Linked DNA regions of Homo sapiens: region 1 is linked to region 2. The links are chromatin loops, found by intact Hi-C in ENCODE. Cell type or tissue: OCI-LY7. All regions are shown on one strand. Region 1 overlaps TBCD (tubulin folding cofactor D). Region 2 overlaps LOC101929650 (a long non-coding RNA gene).

The links. Peaks named below come from ENCODE experiments on the same cell type or tissue, not always from the same donor. Only the 100,000 strongest peaks of a DNase experiment are listed, where the experiment ranks them.
Region 1: it touches region 2 in a loop (11-fold over the local background); 1 of 110 quality-filtered maps calls a loop at or near these places.

The regions. Positions count from the first base shown.
Region 1 is chr17:82,784,717-82,788,716 of GRCh38, forward strand. All of the region lies in intron 7 of TBCD (tubulin folding cofactor D), which reads left to right. Among named protein-coding and RNA genes, the nearest start is that of TBCD, 35 kb to the left of the region's middle. RefSeq lists an enhancer at 2,797-2,846. In OCI-LY7, a CTCF peak has its summit at 1,917 (motif pointing left); DNase peaks (open chromatin) are centred at 1,925 and 2,925; H3K4me3 peaks cover 836 bases; H3K27ac peaks cover 2,009 bases.
Region 2 is chr17:83,172,525-83,176,524 of GRCh38, forward strand. All of the region lies in intron 2 of LOC101929650 (a long non-coding RNA gene), which reads left to right. The region is part of intron 1 of LOC124904105 (a long non-coding RNA gene); the gene reads left to right. Among named protein-coding and RNA genes, the nearest start is that of METRNL, 95 kb to the left of the region's middle. In OCI-LY7, a CTCF peak has its summit at 2,487; DNase peaks (open chromatin) are centred at 2,177 and 2,797; H3K4me3 peaks cover 1,326 bases; H3K27ac peaks cover 1,399 bases.

The DNA of each region.
Region 1 (4,000 bases), 390 kb before region 2:
CAGACAGCCTCCCACATGACCAAGGACACGCTCTTAGGTCCCTAAGACCCCAGAAGAATGGGCCGCTACTGCCAAGAAGTATGACATGCGTGTGGAAGACCATGAGCCTTACCCGGCTGGTGGCATGGGGTGTGGCAACTGCCGCAGCTCCCCGAACCATTGCAGTGGGAAAGGGGTACGTGCTGTGACTAAGACCACTGGACCCGACCCATCGCAGCGACAGGGGGTCCATGCTGTGTGACTGAGACCACTGGACCCCACCCATCGCAGCGGGAGGGGGGTCCATGCTGTGTGACTGGGACCACTGGATCCCACCCATCGCAGCGACAGGGGGTCCATGCTGTGTGACTGAGACCACTGGACCCCACCCATCGCAGCGGGAGGGGGGTCCATGCTGTGTGACTGGGACCACTGGACCCCACCCATCGCAGCGGGAGGGGGGTCCATGCTGTGTGACTGGGACCACTGGATCCCACCCATCGCAGCGACAGGGGGTCCATGCTGTGTGACTGAGACCACTGGATCCCACCCATCGCAGCGGGAGGGGGGTCCATGCTGTGTGACTGGGACCACTGGACCCGACCCATCGCAGCGGGAGGGGGGTCCATGCTGTGTGACTGGGACCACTGGATCCCACCCATCGCAGCGGGAGGGGGGTCCATGCTGTGTGACTGGGACCACTGGACCCGACCCATCGCAGCGGGAGGGGGGTCCATGCTGTGTGACTGGGACCACTGGACCCGACCCATCGCAGCGGGAGGGGGGTCCATGCTGTGTGACTGGGACCACTGGATCCCACCCATCGCAGCGGGAGGGGCGTCCATGCTGTGTGACTGGGACCACTGGACCCGACCCATCGCAGCGGGAGGGGGGTCCATGCTGTGTGACTGGGACCACTGGACCCGACCCATCGCAGCGGGAGGGGGGTCCATGCTGTGTGACTGGGACCACTGGATCCCACCCATCGCAGCGGGAGGGGGGTCCATGATGTGTGACTGGGACCACTGGATCCCGTCCATCGCAGCGGGAGGGGGGTCCATGCTGTGTGACTGGGACCACTGGATCCCGCCCATCGCAGCGGGAGGGGGGTCCATGCTGTGTGACTGGGACCACTGGACCCGACCCATCGCAGCGGGAGGGGGGTCCATGCTGTGTGACTGGGACCACTGGACCCGACCCATCGCAGTGGGAGGGGGTCCATGCTGTGACTGGGACCACCTGGCCTGAGGTTGGACTGGTGAAATGACAATGTTGGCACCTACATGTGTGTCAGGATCCATGTGGATATGTCCCGCACACCTGCTTCTTGGAATATTGTGTAAGCAGCTCTTCAGCTTCACGGCCTTCATGATCGTGTTCTGGGTGGGGAAGAATTAACCAGCCTACCAGCCCGTGGGGCCAAAGCAGTGTCCTTATAATCATCTGCACCTGGAACCAGGTGGCGATCCCACCGTAGAACCTGTGGCTCACAGGATCTGAGGTGGCTTCGAGGGCTTCTCTGCCCTCTAGGATTCCCTCATCCTTAGAAATTTAACCTTAATGAAATCCCTAATAAAACTCAGTGCTGTGGGGGAAAAACATCTCAGGTCAGGGGAGCAAATGGGAGGTCTAACAGGATGTGACCAGAGCTGGTTGTCTCCAATGGCTCTGCCCCGAGTGTGGTGCCTCTGCAGGGGAGGCCGTTAGCCCTGCCCCGAGTGTGGGTGCTGCTTTGGGAGGGGAGGCAAATTTGATCTCTGTCCGGTCTCTTAACGGGCTTCTAGGGGTCTCCTGCAGCTCTCGTCAGCCTGGCCTGGGAGCCTCCCCTCCTCTGCCGTCCCCACCCCATGCTGTTGGGTCAGCAGGATATCCCAGCCTTGGGGCTGGAGCCAGCTGTGGCTGCCCAGGGACTTGCAGGCAGGTGAGGCGTGCCACCTTCTGGCCAGGCTGGCTGTGGGAGAGGCAGCCTCCTGGTGAGGGGCTGTGGGCCACTGCGTTCAGGCTGCCTTGGAGGGCTCCACGGTGTCCCCTGGGTGCAGGGCTCCGAGTCCTTCTCGGCTTGGGAGGGTCTTGTGGCCACATGTGTCTAGTTCTGCAGTTTCTTTGTTGTGGGTTCGGTTCTTTACTTTTTTTTTTTTTTTTTTTGATGATCTTGTTGGTTTTCTCTAGATTGTTCCCAAGTTTTCTGTTCTTCCATCCCAAGTGGGAGACACGTGTTGCACAGCCTGCATTTGGAATACCCAGAGGGTGGGTGGGCGGGACGGCTCGCTGCCCCATTCCCCTCCTAGCTGCTGGGACAGGTGGGAATTCCTGTAGCAAAGTCAAACCAGCCAGGAGTGGGGAAGTGCTTTTTATTTTGACATCTCCAAGTTCCACGTTGAGGTGGAGAGACATTCGTTTTTCCCCTTCCTCCCGAGGTGTAAAACGGTCTTCTCAAAGGCTTAGGAGAGCCGAGCCCTGTGCCACCCCCCGGCATATGCTGGCAAAGAGTGAGGCGTGCTGTCCTGCCGTTTAGGGCAGAGCACCCAGGCGGTTTGGCAGCAGCACCTCAGAACTATTCAGAGATTTGCCCTCAGCAAGAGTGAGCAATTGTCTGACGCAGCCGGCTGAAATCCCTGGGAAGGGAATGAATGAAACTGCCGTGAAGCAACGCCTGGCGGGGCCGGGCTTCTGGCAGCTCCTGGGGCCAGCACGTCCCTTCCAGAGCGTCTGAAGCCCTGGGCGGCTGCTGGAGCATCTCGAGTCTTTCCAGAGTCATGTGTGTTGTTTCCTTCTGTCTCTTGGAAGGGTCCGTTTGGTCTGATCCAGGTTGCCTCAGCAGGAGGAAGTCGTGCTGGGTGCTGAGCGGGTGGGAGGTTTCACCTTGGGCTTGGCAGAGCTGCAGGCAGAGGCCGGGCGCCTGCTGTACATGATGAAACTTGCAGGTGGATTCTGCTTAGGGTTTCATCTGTTTCCTTTGATGCACTTGGCTTCATTGTCATCCACCTGTTCATTACTGTGGGCGAAACAGGTGAACTCTCAACAAGTACCATCGAAACCAGGATTTGATCTTCATTTCCCTCGAAGCGTAGTTCCCTTGCAGTGAGGGTTTTTAACTCCTGTGGGAGGGAAGCAAGTGTTTGGCAATGTAATTTCCCTGGAAGGCCCCTGTACTTCAGCTTTAAAAACACGCTTTGGTTTAGTCCCAATTTAAGCATTAAGATTAATGCAAATTGAGGAAATTCAAGGAAGGAGAAAAACACATTAAAAATGGAAAATGGGCTGGGCACAGTGGCTCATGCCGGTAATCCCAGCGCTTTGGGAGGCCGAGGCAGGTGGATCACTTGAGGCCAGGAGTTTGATACCAGCCTGGCCAACATGGTGAAACCCTGTCTCTACTAAAAATACAAAAAATTAGTTGGGCATGGTGGTGCGCGCCTGTAATCCCAGCTACTTGGGAGGCTGAGGCAGGAAAATCGCTTGAACCCGGGAGGTGGAGGTTGCAGTGAGCCGACATGGCGCCACTGCATTCCAGCCTGGGCAACAGAGCAAGACTCCATCTAAAAAAAAATTTACAAAAAGGAAAATGGCTGTCATTTCATGTGTGACTCTGCTTGCTGATTGATAGTTGTGCTCTCTTGGTTTCTAGTGCTCTGATTGGAAGATTGTCGACTGTGTGGAGTGGGTTTCTCCCTGTGTGTTCTCACAATGGCTGGGAGGCGGCGGCGGGGCTGGGGGACTCGGACTGCGAGACGGGGCTGTTGACTATGAAAGTGGTAATAGGATGCTCTTCCCCTTATCGGCTGTTAGGCTCGAGTCTCCCCTTTGCAGTGCGGTTTCTTTTTATTTTTATCATTGACAAAAGCACAACTCTTGTTAAAGGATAAAATAGTCACACACAACAGCATTAAAAACCAAGAAAGCCAAAGAACGCTGGCACTGTCAGCCTCACTCCCAGCTCCCGCTCGGCCCTTGTGAAGAGAGGTGCTGAAGCCACTCTGCTTTTTTATAGTTAATAAAAGCAGCCAGGTCCCCAAGTAGG
Region 2 (4,000 bases):
CGAGGAGGGCTGGGTGAGCAGTGGGGTCGGGTGCGGCGAGGAGGGCTGGGTCAGCAGTGGGGTCAGCAGTGTGGTGAGGAGGGCTGGGTGAGCAGTGGGGTCAGCAGTGCGGCGAGGAGGGCTGGGTGAGCAGTGGGGTCAGCAGTGTGGCGAGGAGGGCTGGGTGAGCAGTGGGGTCAGCAGTGTGGCGAGGAGGGCTGGGTGAGCAGTGGGGTCGGGTGCGGCGAGGAGGGCTGGGTCAGCAGTGGGGTCAGCAGTGCGGCGAGGAGGGCTGGGTGAGCAGTGGGGTGAGGGGTGCGGCGAGGAGGGCTGGGTCAGCAGTGGGGTGAGGGGTGCGGCGAGGAGGGCTGGGTGAGCAGTGGGGTCGGGTGCGGCGAGGAGGGCTGGGTGAGCACTGGGGTGAGGGGTGCGGCGAGGAGGGCTGGGTGAGCAGTGGGGTCAGCAGTGCGGCGAGGAGGGCTGGGTGAGCAGTGGGGTGAGGGGTGCGGCGAGGAGGGCTGGGTGAGCAGTGTGGTCAGCAGTGTGGCGAGGAGGGCTGGGTGAGCAGTGGGGTGAAGGGGTGCGGCGAGGAGGGCTGGGTGAGCAGTGGGGTCGGGTGCGGCGAGGAGGGCTGGGTGAGCAGTGGGGTCAGCAGTGCGGCGAGGAGGGCTGGGTGAGCAGTGGGGTGAGGGGTGCGGCGAGGAGGGCTGGGTCAGCAGTGGGGTGAGGGGTGCGGCGAGGAGGGCTGGGTCAGCAGTGGGGTCAGCAGTGCGGCGAGGAGGGCTGGGTCAGCAGTGGGGTCAGGGGTGCGGCGAGGAGGGCTGGGTCAGCAGTGGGGTCAGCAGTGTGGCGAGGAGGGCTGGGTGAGCAGTGGGGTGAGGGGTGTGGTGAGGAGGGCTGGGTCAGCAGTGGGGTGAGGGGTGCGGCGAGGAGGGCTGGGTGAGCAGTGGGGTCGGGGTGCGGCGAGGAGGGCTGGGTCAGCAGTGGGGTCAGCAGTGTGGTGAGGAGGGCTGGGCGAGCAGTGGGGTCGGGGTGCAGCGAGGAGGGCTGGGTCAGCAGTGGGGTCGGGGTGCAGCGAGGAGGGCTGGGTGAGCAGTGTTGGCCTCTTCCCCGCTCTGCCCAGTACCTAGAGTGCTGCCACGTCTGGTGAAGGACTCAGTAAATACTTGGTGAAGGATCAGATGAAGAAGGAAAAGTTGTCAGTGCTGAGGCAGGAGAAGCCAACCTCAGCATCTGAGCCTGAGTGGTGGTGGGGCAGGGTCCTGCCCAGAGAAAGGTGATCCCCTTCCCGAGGGGAGGGCTGGCACGGTGCTCAGGAGCAAGGGCTGCAGGCCCACAGGACCTTTGTTCATCTGACCTGTGTCCCCATGCCAGGCTCTGTCCCAAGCGGGCTGAGGCAGATGGCCTAGGCAGCCGTCGGTGAACCCTCCCTGGCTCCAGAGCCTGTGCAGGCCCCGTGGGGGTCAGGCTGCTGTGGGGGGCTTGAGGACCCTCACTTTTGGCCCCTGGAGGCCCCGACGAGGCGGCCCTTGAGGTTCAACTGGACAGTATTCCCCTGACCCCTGAGCAGAGTGTGGCATCAAGACCCCGACAGTGAGGCCAGTCCCAGGCCGGGATTCGGTGCCCTCCTTTAATGTGTGTGCGAGTGCCCACAGGCCTCACTCAGCCTAGAGGAAGGTGGGCTTGCGAGCTGGGGCCTGTCTCATGCTTTGCCTCCGTGGCATTGGCTGCGCCTCACTCCTGCACTGTGGCTTCCATGTGTTGAAAGGCGAGTTCCATAGGTGAGAACAGCTCCCTCCCAGCACACCACCGGCCTTTGCTCGTGTACAGTATTTACCCAATGCCGGTGAACACGAGCAGCCTCCATATTCTTGCACCAAGGCTGGAGAAGGACCCAGCCTGCAACACAGCTCATGAGGCATCAGGGGCCAAGCACCTACCGTCTTGATGACTGGGGGATGGTGCCCAGGTCTGTCTGCCCCCACTGTCCAGTGGATGGTGTGGGAAGGCATTGCAGGCTGGCTGAGCAGGTTACATAACAGTGCACACATGGGTTTACTTTACTTGAAACCCTAAACCCTCTGCAAACAGCCCCCTCCCTAATCCCTCCCTGTTGACTCTGTAGATGAGCCCAGGGTGCTGAAAGATGCAGCTGCATGCCTCTGCAGCCAGGCCCAGGGCCTGCAACATCCTTCAGCCAAACGTGGGTCCCTGGGGAGCCTCTGTGGCCTCGCCGGTTTCGATGAAGGCCAGAGGACTGGCTGCACGGGTTGCCTCAGCTCTGCCTGCCTCTCTGTTCGTGCCTCTCTCCTACCTGGCGGGGGTGTCTCTGTTGGCCTCAGAGATGTCGCTGGTGCTCACCCTGGTCACACTGACCACTGGGCATCCTCCCACCCCCTGGGCCACTTCTGTCTCTGCACTTGGCTTCCCTGCCCACGGCGTGGCACCCAAACAAAGCCCACAGAGAGGCTGGCGCCCTCCTCAGCCAGATGCCTGCATTTAATAGAAGATGCAGAGACACAATCTAAGCCAAAGGAATGAATCTCTAGTGGTGAAATAGCATCTGGTAAGAGGAGAGATTTCTGAAAGGAGGCCCCTTTCTCCTTCTCGCCCCTCCTTGCTCTGGAGGCTGAGTCCAGCTGCTCCTCCCATGCCCCTGCCCAGAGGGCAACGTGCACCAGGGCCTGAGAGCACAGACAGGTCTAGGTGGGATCCGTGTCAGCACCGCAGGGCACACGAGCGACTCGGCAGGCTCCAGAGTTTGGCTCATTTTCTGCTTGGTCCCTTTTTGATGCCTGTGATTTATTTATAACAATAGTTTGCATAATTCCAAATGTGGTGACACAGCATGCAGACGCTGAGTGAAATGAAGACAGAACAGATTTTTCAGAGGGGTAGTGGTGTGGAGCAGGCTGGGCCGCGAGTGATAGAACTGAGCCCCAGGTTGTGCTCGGAGTCTCCTGGTGCCAGAACACTGGGCTTCCGTGGGACCTGAGGGGCTGAAACGGTGCTGGACCTGGACCCTTCCTCACAGTCACCCTCAGGTAGCCCATCTCAGACAGGAGGGGACCCCTTGTCCCCCATCCCCATGTTCGGAGCGTGCTGAGCTGCACACAGTCCTCCCTGGGTCTGAGACCGCTGGTCCTGCCCCCACCCCAGCTCTCTCCCCTCTGGGTCTTGGGTTTCAGCTGTGATGTCATCCTGCTTGCCTGGAGTCCAGAGGGGTTAGCTGGGGGGCTCTTGTTTGCCCAGAATTCCTTGTGGCTGTCCAGTCTCAGTGCCCACTGTGATGCCTGACCCTCCGTGAGAGCCAGCACTCAGGTCAGAGATCGTAACCTCCCGAGTGCTGAGTGTCTCCGGCGCTGCCCAAGCTCAGGGCATGTTTGTGTCTCAGTTCAGGGCATGTTTATGAATTGACAAATGAAGTTTTGGAAGAGGACAAGTTCACATACACTTGACCACCGAGAGATAGAGGGAGGGTTTCACATAGCTCTCTACCATGGGGGGGAGCGGTTTTCCCCTGGGGCCTAGTGTGTGGCCCTGTCCAAGCTCACCCAGCCTCCCCTTGAGGGAGCACCATAGATTCCGGATGCTCAGACCATGTTGGAAGCTCAGGCCTTTGGAACACCTCAGATCCTACTCCAGCCTTTCTAGAAGCTGGGGTTTAATATATCTTAGCAGATGGGAATGTCCTGTCACTCAGAGAAAAGGCTGGGCAAGGTCTCTCTGGGGATGAAACCACTTAGCGCTCTTCTTTTGGGGGATTTAAGCGCAAATGATTCAGAAACAGTCAGGCTTCATTTCTTGACACGGGGCTGGAGGAGGTGAGAAGGGCATTGACCAAATGAAATTTGGGTTTGGTCCAAGTCAGAAATGTGTGAGATGAATGGGGACAGGTTTCCCGAGCCCATTTAGGTCTGTGCACGGTTACCAACAGCAGCAGCAGCAGCGGAGGCTGGGGCACCAGGGTGGGGCTCCTGAATGGGACATGAAGAAGGGTTACCCCTTCTGCCATAAGCAA